Linked DNA regions of Mus musculus: region 1 is linked to region 2. Evidence: chromatin loops called from intact Hi-C (ENCODE). Cell type or tissue: left cerebral cortex. All regions are shown on one strand. Links, peaks and the distances in the headings refer to the core of each region. The heading gives the core; the rest is flanking DNA. Region 1 has its middle 12 kb from the start of Eif3d. Region 2 has its middle 5.8 kb from the start of Ncf4.

Evidence for each region. Hi-C counts contacts between places; a loop is a spot of excess contacts. Peaks named below come from ENCODE experiments on the same cell type or tissue, not always from the same donor. Only the 100,000 strongest peaks of a DNase experiment are listed, where the experiment ranks them.
Region 1: a loop joins it to region 2, with 7 times the contacts of the local background. A loop is called at or near these places in 9 of 42 quality-filtered maps.

What each region holds. Positions count from the first base shown.
Region 1 is chr15:77,979,885-77,985,257 of GRCm38, reverse strand. No RefSeq gene overlaps it. Among named protein-coding and RNA genes, the nearest start is that of Eif3d, 12 kb to the right of the region's middle. In left cerebral cortex, for the core only: a CTCF peak has its summit at 2,897 (motif pointing left); DNase peaks (open chromatin) are centred at 2,863, 3,140, 4,209, 4,278 and 1 more place; H3K27ac peaks cover 1,723 bases.
Region 2 is chr15:78,236,366-78,241,738 of GRCm38, reverse strand. No RefSeq gene overlaps it. Among named protein-coding and RNA genes, the nearest start is that of Ncf4, 5.8 kb to the left of the region's middle. In left cerebral cortex, for the core only: a CTCF peak has its summit at 2,059 (motif pointing right); DNase peaks (open chromatin) are centred at 196 and 2,047.

The sequences.
Region 1 (5,373 bases), core at 56-5,055, 260 kb after region 2:
GATGGATGGATGGATGGATGGATGGATGGATGGATGGATGGATGGATGGATAGGAAGATGGATGGACGGATGGATGGATGGATAGGAAGATGGATGGATAGGTGACTTGATAGATAAGTGAGTTGATAGGTGGATGGGTGGGTGGATAGATAGGTGGGAGGATGGATAGATGGATGGATAGAGAAAACAAGGTGGACTGTGAGAGCAACAGATGGATACACAGATGTCTGGAAACAGATTTGGTGGCCACACTTGGTATGGAATTTGGTGACTGCAGGTACAGAGGCAAGACTGACTGGGGCATTTGGGAACCAGGGCTCATGGCTGGGAGAAGCAGGATCAGGTACTCAAGTTCCCGCTGGAGAAAGGTGGCAGAGGGCTTCCAAGTTGTGTGTGCAGTGGGAAGCTGAGAGAGGAGAGGAGTTAACAGCGGGATGTCTCCCCAGCCAGCTGTGCCCAGGGAGACACTGACAGATGACAGCGTGCCTTCGCCCTAATAGCACTGCGGCGTCCTCCTCCCGCTGCTCCAGTCAGCTCCAACCCCAGTGGATCAATACCAAGAGCCAGCGGATGCAGAAGGGAAGGACCTGGGGGATGAGCTTGTTGCCTGGAAATGGTGTTCCTTTGGACCAGAGCTGCTGTGCCATTTGCCTTGTGGTGCCATCATGGGTCCCAGCAAGGACCTCCTCTCCAAAAGTTTGCTGGATGAAGGAGCTGAGCTCCCGGACAGTGCAAAGACCCAGGCTGTCTCTACAGCATCTCAGTCCTAGGAGAAACTCGCATTGCACACACCCCCACACACCAGCAGTCAGAGCTGCTGGATTAAGTCACCATTTGGACTTAATTCCATGTCTTTTGTTTGTCCTTGGGCTTCTGTTTCCCAATCTCTTCACCTTCCCCTATTCCTAACCACACAATAACCGGGGCCTCACGTCTCTGTGATGATGCAGATAAGGGAACCCTCAGCCTCTGCGCTGCTATAATCCCCACGGACATCCCTTAAGGGGGGTCTCTGCGCCCCTCTTCTCATGGATGAGGAGCTAGGGCTCAGTGAGGTGGAATAATATGCTCAGCCTCACCCAGTGTCAGAGATGGCCTGAACTAGTGAGGGGACTGCAGGAGTATGCCATCACCCTCAGCTTGACCTGCTGTGGGGATGGCTTTTTGTGCATTAGGCCAGTACTCTACCCGCTGGGCTACAGCCCCAGGCCTCCTATGTCATCTTCTCAGCCTCAGATCTTTCCAGAAAGGATTCAACAGGTTACACCTCTAAGGGAAGCAAAGGAACTGGCACAAGGCCACTAGAGCATGGGGACTGCGTAGGTCAGGGTTCTTTCTCTGCAGCTGGCATCCTCCTCCTCCTCCTCCTCCTCCTCCTCCTCCTCCTCCTCCTCCTCCTCTGTCAGCAGATGGGTCTCCAAGCTAAAACACTCATGGATAAAAACCTGAGACTTACTGAAAACCAGACATCTATCTATCCATCATCTACCTATCTACCTATAAATTCATCTATCTATTATCTATCTAATCTCTATTCATCTATCTATCTATCTATCTATCTATCTATCTATCTATCTATCTATCTATCTATCTATTTCTCCTTTTCTCCTTCCTAACTCCACCAGAGCAAACTTTCAGAACTTTGGACAGCTTCCACCATCCAAGCCTCAGCTAGCCAATCTGCAAAGGGGAGGTGCGATCAGTACTGGCTTTCTGGCCCTCGGATGTCTGGTGGTCACACTTTGACTGCTCTTCCCTGGGCACATGCTTTCCCCTCTGCTGCCCCTAAGTACCTTTTTTTAACCTAGTGTCTTGTGAACTCGCCTAGCCCTTCCTCATGCAGCTTCCTCCTGCTCAAGGCACTTAGAGTAGCTTTTGAGCCGGGCAGTGGTGATGCATGTCTTTAATCCCAGCACTTGGAAGGCAGAGGCAGGCAGATTTCTGAGTTCAAGGCCAGCCTGGTCTACTGAGTGAGTTCCAGTTCTACACAGAGAAACCCTGTCTCAAAAAAAAAAAAAAAAAAAAAAAAAAAAGGAACAGCTTTTGAGCAGTTTGTCACCAAGCTGTACTCAGCTAACTTGCCCTTTATCCAGGAAGCTACAGGGCACTGGGCTGTGTTTATACCATTATATTCCTACTGTTTACCATGGAGCAGGCCCCTAAAGAATGCTAATTGCATGAATGAATGAATCATTCATTCATTAATTCCTGGTCACTCTACCACTAGCAGCCTTGGGGACCAGATTCTGGTGAGTCACCAATGCCCTATAAATGCCACGTGGAGAAGAGAATGACCCCCTCTTTGCAGTCAATTCCACCAGCTGTATCCCAGAGTCTGCTTCTCCCGGCCAGCACACCCAAAGAGCCTTCCAGGCCAGCCAAGGCAGCACTCACACGCTACACTGAAGCTCAGGAAGGCTGAGCACCTATCAGGGAGCCCGTATCTGCCCACCCCTACCACAAAGGTCCTCCAAAGCCTTTGACCATGAACTGGCCTAGGAGTGGGGCCAGACCTTGTCCTGTGTCCTGAGACATACATAGGAGAAGTGGAGAAGCAGTCTGCCAGGCGGATTCATTGGCTGAGCACCGTGTGCCCTCCACTCTGAGCTACCCTGTCTCCTCTGTGCCTCACTTTCCCCGTCAAAGAGCAATCACTGAAAAGAGCCTCATCTAACAGGCTTGGACTGCGTGGCAGATGGAACCAGCTAAGCAGGCGAGCTGACAACGCAGGAAGCCCTGTACCAATGCTAATGCTGTTGCTCATATTAAGATTATTTATATGTGTTAACACAGCAGTCATAAACGCCAGTGACTCACTTTTAAAGGGTATCCGATGCTCTGAATTACAGCCCTGGAGCTGGCTGTTTTCCTGAATTGAGCAGCAGCGCCATCCTGTGGCCACATTGTAGAATGCATGACCTTCTGATGGGCAGTCCTGAGGTACCCCGTGGAGGGGAAGCCAGTGACCCTGCAGAAAGCGCTGTTCATTCTCCATCTAAGACTTGAACGTGCCTTGTTGCTAGCACACGGTGTGACCTTGAGTGCCGTGACATTTAAATCTCGGGTTTTGTTGTTTTGGTTTTTTTTTTCTTTTTGAGACAGAGTCTATTGTAGCCCAAGTTGGACTACAGCTCATTTACATAATTATCATGAGCTTCTGATCGTCCTGCCTCCACTCCCACCACCCCCAAGTGCTGGAATTACAAATGGGCATCACTGCGCCTAGCCTCCCACTCTTACATCAAGCTCTACTGAAGGGGGACTTGATGGGAGTCTGACACACAGAAATGGATCACGCCTGTAGTCCTGACACCCAGGAGCCTGAGGCAGGAGGATGGATTCAAGTTCAAAGCTAGTGAGGGCTACGTGGTGAGATCCTATCTAGATACACAGACTGGAGAGTGGAGCATGGCTTCACTCCTCTTGTGCACAGCGTCTTGCTTCCCTCACATCCCCCAGTCCGGCCTTTGACCTTGACACCTTCTAAAAGAAGGGGGCCCTTGGTCTCTGCACCTACAGCTCTCCTCTCCTCACAGCCAAGCTCAGAGGATCAAACACACTTTCCAAGGTCCAAGCCTTAAAAAAAAAAAAAAAAAAAAAAAAAAAAAGGCCCTGTGTGCCCTAAGAGGGACCAGTCGGGCAAGTGTGGGGATGGGCCCTTTCAAGGCCTCTGTTAAACAGATGGCACCAAGTCTGCTGGAGAAGGTGGCTCTTTTCCAACTGTCATAGTGACCCTCAAATGTCTGTAGTGTCCACAGGCCACTTTGTCAGTGTTTGGCCCTTGTCCTGTCAAGCCATCAGACTCCCAAGTCCTGTTGGCACAGGAAGACACAGGTTCAAGGAGAGGAAATGGCTAATCAGAGGTCACACTGCCAGTGAGTAACGGGCACAAGCCTCGTGTCCAGGCCCCAGACCTTCCAACCTCTAAGAAACCCGGAGCCAGGGAGGCAGGGCCCTAGCTGCTCCAGTTCCAGCCTGCAGAAGGCTGGACAGCCACAAGCAAGCCATTGGCCTCAGCTCTCCGCACAGATGTCCCTGCCATCTCTGACTTTGTGTCCTTGGTCCCTCTCCTTGAGCCATAAAGAGGAGGGCATTGAGCCGTAGCTGCAGGTTTTGCAGAGCAGCAGCTGTGGCTCTTCTCCCTGGAGGAGCTTTTTCTGACCGCCCTGGCTGACTTACTGTCCCTCTCGTAGCACCCACGGCACAGCACTGCAATTTATCTGCCAATCCCCAGAGGACCTCGGGGAGAGCATACAGGAATATGAGAAAGTCAGGGACTGGAGTGATAGGGGGTGGTAGGGACTGCAGCACATTTGTAAGCCCCAGGCCAAGGGACAAGTCCTCTTCAGATATCAGGAATGACTGAGTAGTCTGGCCAGATTTTAAGGGAATCCCTACCAGGAGGTGGTGGTGCACACCTTTAATCCCAGATCTCAGAAAGCAGAGGAAGATGGATCTCTCAGAGACCAGGCCAACCTGGTCTCTGAGAATCTCTGGTCATAGTGAATTCTGGGACAGCCAGGGCTATCTCCAAAAACAAAGAGACAGAGAGACAGAGAGAGAATATACCAAAACCTGATTTATGTGTGAAATACAGAATTTAGATGTAAACTCAAAGTATACTTCATAGCTAGGAACATGGCTTAGCAGTAGAGCATTCGTCTGTCATGCACAAGATCCTGGGTTCAATCCCCGGTACCACAAGATAAACAAGTTTGTAAGATATAAAATGCATTTCACGAAGCACCTCTCAAGTCTCATATCCCTAGCATGAGCTACATCTCAGGGGCTTGAACTAAGTTGTTAGCTGTGGATGACCAGTGATTGCTTTTAGAATCTCTTTTCAAGATTGCGCCCTGGGCAAAGTTCTACCCAGGCTCCAGTCAACCCACTGACCTGGACTCGCTGTCTGAAGAAAAGTCACCATCCTCTGACAAGATGCTCACCCTCTCCCTGAGAGAGGAGCATTCCAATTTCTTGCGTTCTACAGACAAGGTTCTGAGGACCTTATAGTTTGCCCAAGGTCACGTGGTTACTGAAACCTGGGTCCAAACTCAGTCTGAGCCCCTCACACGTGTAAGAAGAAGATCCTCAAGTAAGGTCTTGCAGTCACTTGGCCTTCATGATTAGGCTCTGCACAAATCTGTCAGGAGAGTCGGAACCAGGTTACACACCACAGCAGAGATGAGTCTAGGCTTGTGCTGCTCAAAGCAGGACTAATGCCCAGCGAGGGGGCCTTCTTAACCCGACCCAACACAGCCAGATAAAGCCGACAATGGCTTGCCTTTGGCCTCAGGACCCCGAACCCTGCTTCCAACAGAGAAAAATGTGGGAGGCCTGGTTGTTGCTCATCCCACTGAGACAGTCCAGCTC
Region 2 (5,373 bases), core at 149-5,148:
CCTGGGAGCCACCTGGGCAGCAGGGGCCAAGGGTGTCCTAGAAGGGACCTGGAGTCCACGCTGGGCCAAGCCTGCCCTTTCTCCCTCTGTCTTCCGTCCCTGCTTGCGGTTCTGCTGAATGTGGTTATTTCTCTGGCTCCTTTTACAGAGAATGCTGCTGCTAATTTTATGTGGAGCTCTGAGGCAGTGTAATTGGAAGCCAGACACCCTGTCAGCAGTGGGCTCCCGTCCTGAGCTGCCATGCTTCCTGCTCTCCTCCCGTCCCGGCTCCTCATTTCATGCAGCCACCTGTCCCAGGGAGAGAGGAGTCACCCAGGCCCCTCAGTCCGCCCCTTAAATAAGAAAGCCTCCGTTGCTCGGCACACATACCAAGCAGCCGCTGGTGCAATCTTCCCGACTCCAGCTGACTCCCCACTTCACCTTCGGCGTGGGCCAGCCTGGGCTACACGGCAAGCCCTGTCTCAAACAGACAGATAGCCATCGAAGCTCAAAGGCCACATGGAGACTGGCATGTTTCATTTACAGAAGAAAGTTCTCAACCCCTGACTTCTGTCAGGCTTCTTCCACATCTCCCCAATGCTAGCCGCTTAGTGACCAGGTTAGAGACTTGAAATTAGCAAGTCAGAGGGAGGAATGAATTGCTAGAGGGAGTTAAAGGTAGATAGGATTTAAACAAAAGACTAACAATAACCAAGAAACTACAGCATAAAAAAAGAAACACCACACACTCAAACCAGGTGTCAAGGGCCATTCGGAAAGGGATAGCTCCAGGGGATCCAGGTTTTTGGGTACCCCCAGAGCAAGACTGAGCATGCTCAGAAAATAGCTGAGAGGAGAGAGAGAGAGAGAGAGAGAGAGAGAGAGAGAGAGAGAGAGAGAGAGAGAGAGAGAATGGGCAGGGCACAAAACATCCAGCACTGTTCAAGCCCTCCTTGTGTGGGCATAGGAACCATGAAAATGCAGACAGCCCCATTTAGGGGACAAGGCAGAGAGCTGTCAGCAGTCAGGGCTAGGAGCCCAAACAGCAGGACCTGAGAGGACCCTGGGACCCCTTGCGACGCTGGCTGTTCTGCCATCTGCAGCAGCTGCTTCCTTGGGAACAGAAGGAAAATCCCTGATTAGAGAGAGCAAGAGTCCCGGGGTTCCCTCATGCACCAAGTTCTCCTGTCCTGACCCACATGTGTCTCCCTTCATAATTTATGAGGGGAGTTTCACTGGACGCCTCCCTGAGCCATAAATAGCCATCGCTGGCCGATCCCAGGCAGAGCCGAGTACCCAGAGGCTGGGGGGAGGCTGAAAAGGCAAATCCCATGAAGGTAAGGCCCCACCCTCCCGGAGGCAGAGCTGGTGTGAGGTCACAAGCATCACATGCCCCGGCACTGCCGCCTTCTTGGCCACGAGTTTGTGCATCCAGTTTCCTAAATTGAGATAATATTTGTCTCTCAGAAGTATGTTAGCTATCTTGGGCCCTCAAGATGGCTCGGTGACTAAAGGTGTTTGTAGCCAAGCCTGCCCACTTGAGTTTGATCTCTAGGTCTCACATGATGGAAGGAGAGAATTGATTCCTAAATGTTGTCCTCTGAACGCCACGTGCATCCTGTTGGCACGTGCAAACCTACACACACACACACACACACACACACACACACACACACACACACACACAAAAACAATAAAAAAATGTAAAAAGCAGTCATCTAGTCAACAGGGTAATGAGCATCTACTGCACAGACGGCTCCAAACACACCTTGTAGCACTTGTGTTGATGAAGGAAATGAAAGCTTAGTCCAATATCAGGTACATAATAGGTGGAGAGGGAATTATAGATGTTAACATTATTCATGATAATTTCCTTAGTATGACTTGACCCCTCCTTTCTCTCTCTCCCCAGCACATCTGCCTCCCATTTGCCTTGCTCCTGTCTATGATACAATTTATCATATTGAAATCCCCTCACCTCCATATTTAGTCTCGTCTAGAACAGCTCCCCATTTGTTGCATTTTTATGTCAATGAACACCAGGGGGCACTATGACTCTAGTCGGGCTTCCTTTCTGCGGCGCCACCTAGAGGAGGACTTAAGCATCAGCCCCCTGGATTGTAAGTTAAGGTCTGAGCTCTTCTTGGATGTCCACGGACCATAAGTATGAAATTGCATGGGTGCGCACTGAGAAGAGTTTGTGCTACCACACGGCCCATGAACTGTGGGGGAGGAGCTGTGCGGCAGCCCGTAGGAGAGAGCCCTGGGCCAGCTTGAAATGGGGCGGCTTTGATTACTCTTCCTTCACCCCCACACTGAGGTTCATAGATAGGGTGGATCAGGGTCTCTTGCCTGCTCTGGAGATGTGAAGACTGAGGCGCTACGAGGTTAGGAGGCTAAAATAACTCAGTGAGTGGCGGAGAGAGGTGTAGAGCTCCACTCTGGCTGACTCCAGAACTCATGCTGTTGTTAACTGTGCCATATGCCATTCAATCAATCAATCAATCAATCAATCATCCGCGACACAAGCGTTCATATGCTCCACTCTGAAGCAGGTAACAGTAGACGAAGACAAACTCAGTACATTGCTGTCAAGCCTCTCAGAACGCTGTTAAGGTACACTAATGAACCCTGTGTACAGCACGCCTGGACAGATGCATGCACACATTCACATATGCTTAGTTATGCATACAAACATGCCCCCTCATACAGCCATACACACCCATGCACTGGAGCTATTGTCTTACACACACATGCCACACACAGTCTTTGCTATAATGAAGGAGAGACTGGGAAACCCACCTTTAGTATCTAGTTTCTCTGATTTCCAGTGCAGTGCCATGCACAGGGGTGTGGAGGGCAGCCTTGCTGTTTCAAAGGGAGTCAGGAAAAGACAAGGAGTCAAAAAAAACAAAACCCAAAACCCTAGATAGGCTCTGGCTCTGTAAGCTGTCACCTTCTGGCACTGAGCTGACCCTTCAGGAGTCCAGGGATACCCCCATTTGGGCCTGGCTCCAGGTTGTCCTCAGGAGATGGCTGCTCCCAGGCACTACATCTCGCTGGCTCTGAGACTGGGCTCCTGCCCTGCAGAGTCTGGGAACAATTGCCCCAAAGGTCCTTGGTTGGTGGTAAAAACTATTTCCTCTCAAAACCTGGCTCCTGTTCTCTGGTTTTCTTGTCTATAAAGGGCACTTAGCTAGACCCTCATATAACTGAGGGCTTCATAAATATTTGAGGAGAGAATGGAGAAAAATATATATATATATATATATCGCTAACATCGGCACAATTTGAACGTGTTACACACTTTGCCTGAGTTCTTGACTAGTGTGGCAGAGACTGCCTGCCCTGGTATACTCCACTCTTCTCATCTCCTTTACTTAAAAAGCCTGGGGGTAGCAAGGCGACTCGTGGCCACTCAGCTAAAAGTAATGTTGTGGTTTGATATAATGCTCGTATTATGTGAATTGGGTCCTCAAAATTGTAGGAGAAGCCACTTGTCCACACGTTAAGATGCTGAGGATCCCTGCCCCCATTTGGTTTTGATTGGTAACTAAAGTAGCAGGCAGCCAATGGCTGGGCAGGAAGACAGAGGGGGACTTTTAGAATTCCTGGACAAGGAACCGAGGGAGGAGGAAGGATAGCTGCCATGCTGGGAAGGAAGAAGGAGACACTAGGCCTAAGCAGTGCAGAAGAGAGAGCATAGCCACCATGCAAAAGTGGCCTAGGAGGGCTGCAGGTCAGGGTCTGGGGCAGCCAAGATGGAATAGGTTTTAGTAAGGGATGAGTTGAGATTGTCAAAAAAGTCCATCAGCCACTTGGAGGTTAGAAAAGTGGCCCAACCATTGTTTAAGGCATATTATATTTTAAGGCGCCCTGTGTGTGTGTGTCTTTCATTTGAGAACCCAGAACATTGGGGAGGGTAGCAAGGAATGCACTGATTTGAGTAGCTTATATGGGTTCTGCAACAGTAATATTTCCCAGTTGAGTTAGTCTGTTATCCCCCTACTGGAACGAAATACCAGAGACTGGTGAGTTGGTAAAGAAACGTAGCTTTTTTTTAACTTATGGTTTGGGAAGCTGAAAATCCAAATAGCATTATGCTGGCTCTATTGAGGCACTCCCTGGCTGCATCACACCAGCGGAGGATGTCACAGGGTACATGTGACAAGATGCTCACACGGAGAGACAGGAAGCAAGAGCTGGACTTAGGGATCAGGATCCACTTAAAAGAACACCTGAAAGCCATCTTGGGGTGGGTCCCATTAGAACCATCTTAATTCCTTCCTAGGGTGGGGCCCTCAGAGAAATAAGGATCACCCACTAGAACCTAGCATCTTCTTCTTTCTCTGTATAGCCCTGGCTATCCTGGAACTCACTGTGTAGACTAGGCTGGCCTCGAACTCAGAAATCCGCCTGCCTCTGCCTCCCAAGTGCTGGGATTAAAGGCGTGCGCCACCACCGCCTGGCTAGAACCTAGCTCTTAAACTGTGGGCCACAACCCTATGTGAATACCCCACCCTCTGCATGCGGTCACATAACTGTGGAAACCACACACAAACAATATCCTCATTAAAAAGTTTCTGACCCACACTCAACCAAAAATTACCTCGAAATCAAAAGCGTAATGGCCCTGGTGTTTCTGGCAATTTTATCGTGTGACATCACTGAAGCAGCAGTTCTGAACGCATGTGCACTTTGCCAAGGTTGTGACATCACATTTCACCATGCTGACGAGCGAGCATTGCCTGAAACACGTGGACTTGGACTCCAGGCGATGATACACTATGAGATGCATAAGCGGTTTTCTTCTCTCATGGAAACATAATAGAAAACTGTAACATTTCTTTCCATCATTTCTCAATACATAAGCATCAGACTGGGGTATCTCTGCATTAGTTTAGTCCTTGGTGAATTTAAAATTACACACACACACACACACACACACACACACACACACACACATCAAAGAACTGTTTGAAAATAAAATTTATTGTCAGTAAATATTTGATTGGTATACCTGTTTATGCATCTATATACCCAGGTCCTGTGTTAGAATGTTTGATTGTTAAAAGTTGCTGCCTCAAGTTTTGTTGTTCTAAAGTATCATTTGATGAATTTTAGCCAGGAGTTAGCACAGAGTCTCCAACTAGTTTTTGAAATGGTTCTGAGCACACTGTGGAAATCACATACAAAAAAATGTCCCCATTTAAAAAAAAAGCTGTTGATGGTTATAATTCAAAATATCAACTCGAAAAACCATTGAAGACTTTCGATGTCCTGCAGGACTATCTATTTAACCAAGATTTAATTACTTATTAAAAATAACAAGAATTTCCTGAGTAGCACTGATATGTTAATTTAATATTTAATAATAGTTTAGTTTTTAATAAA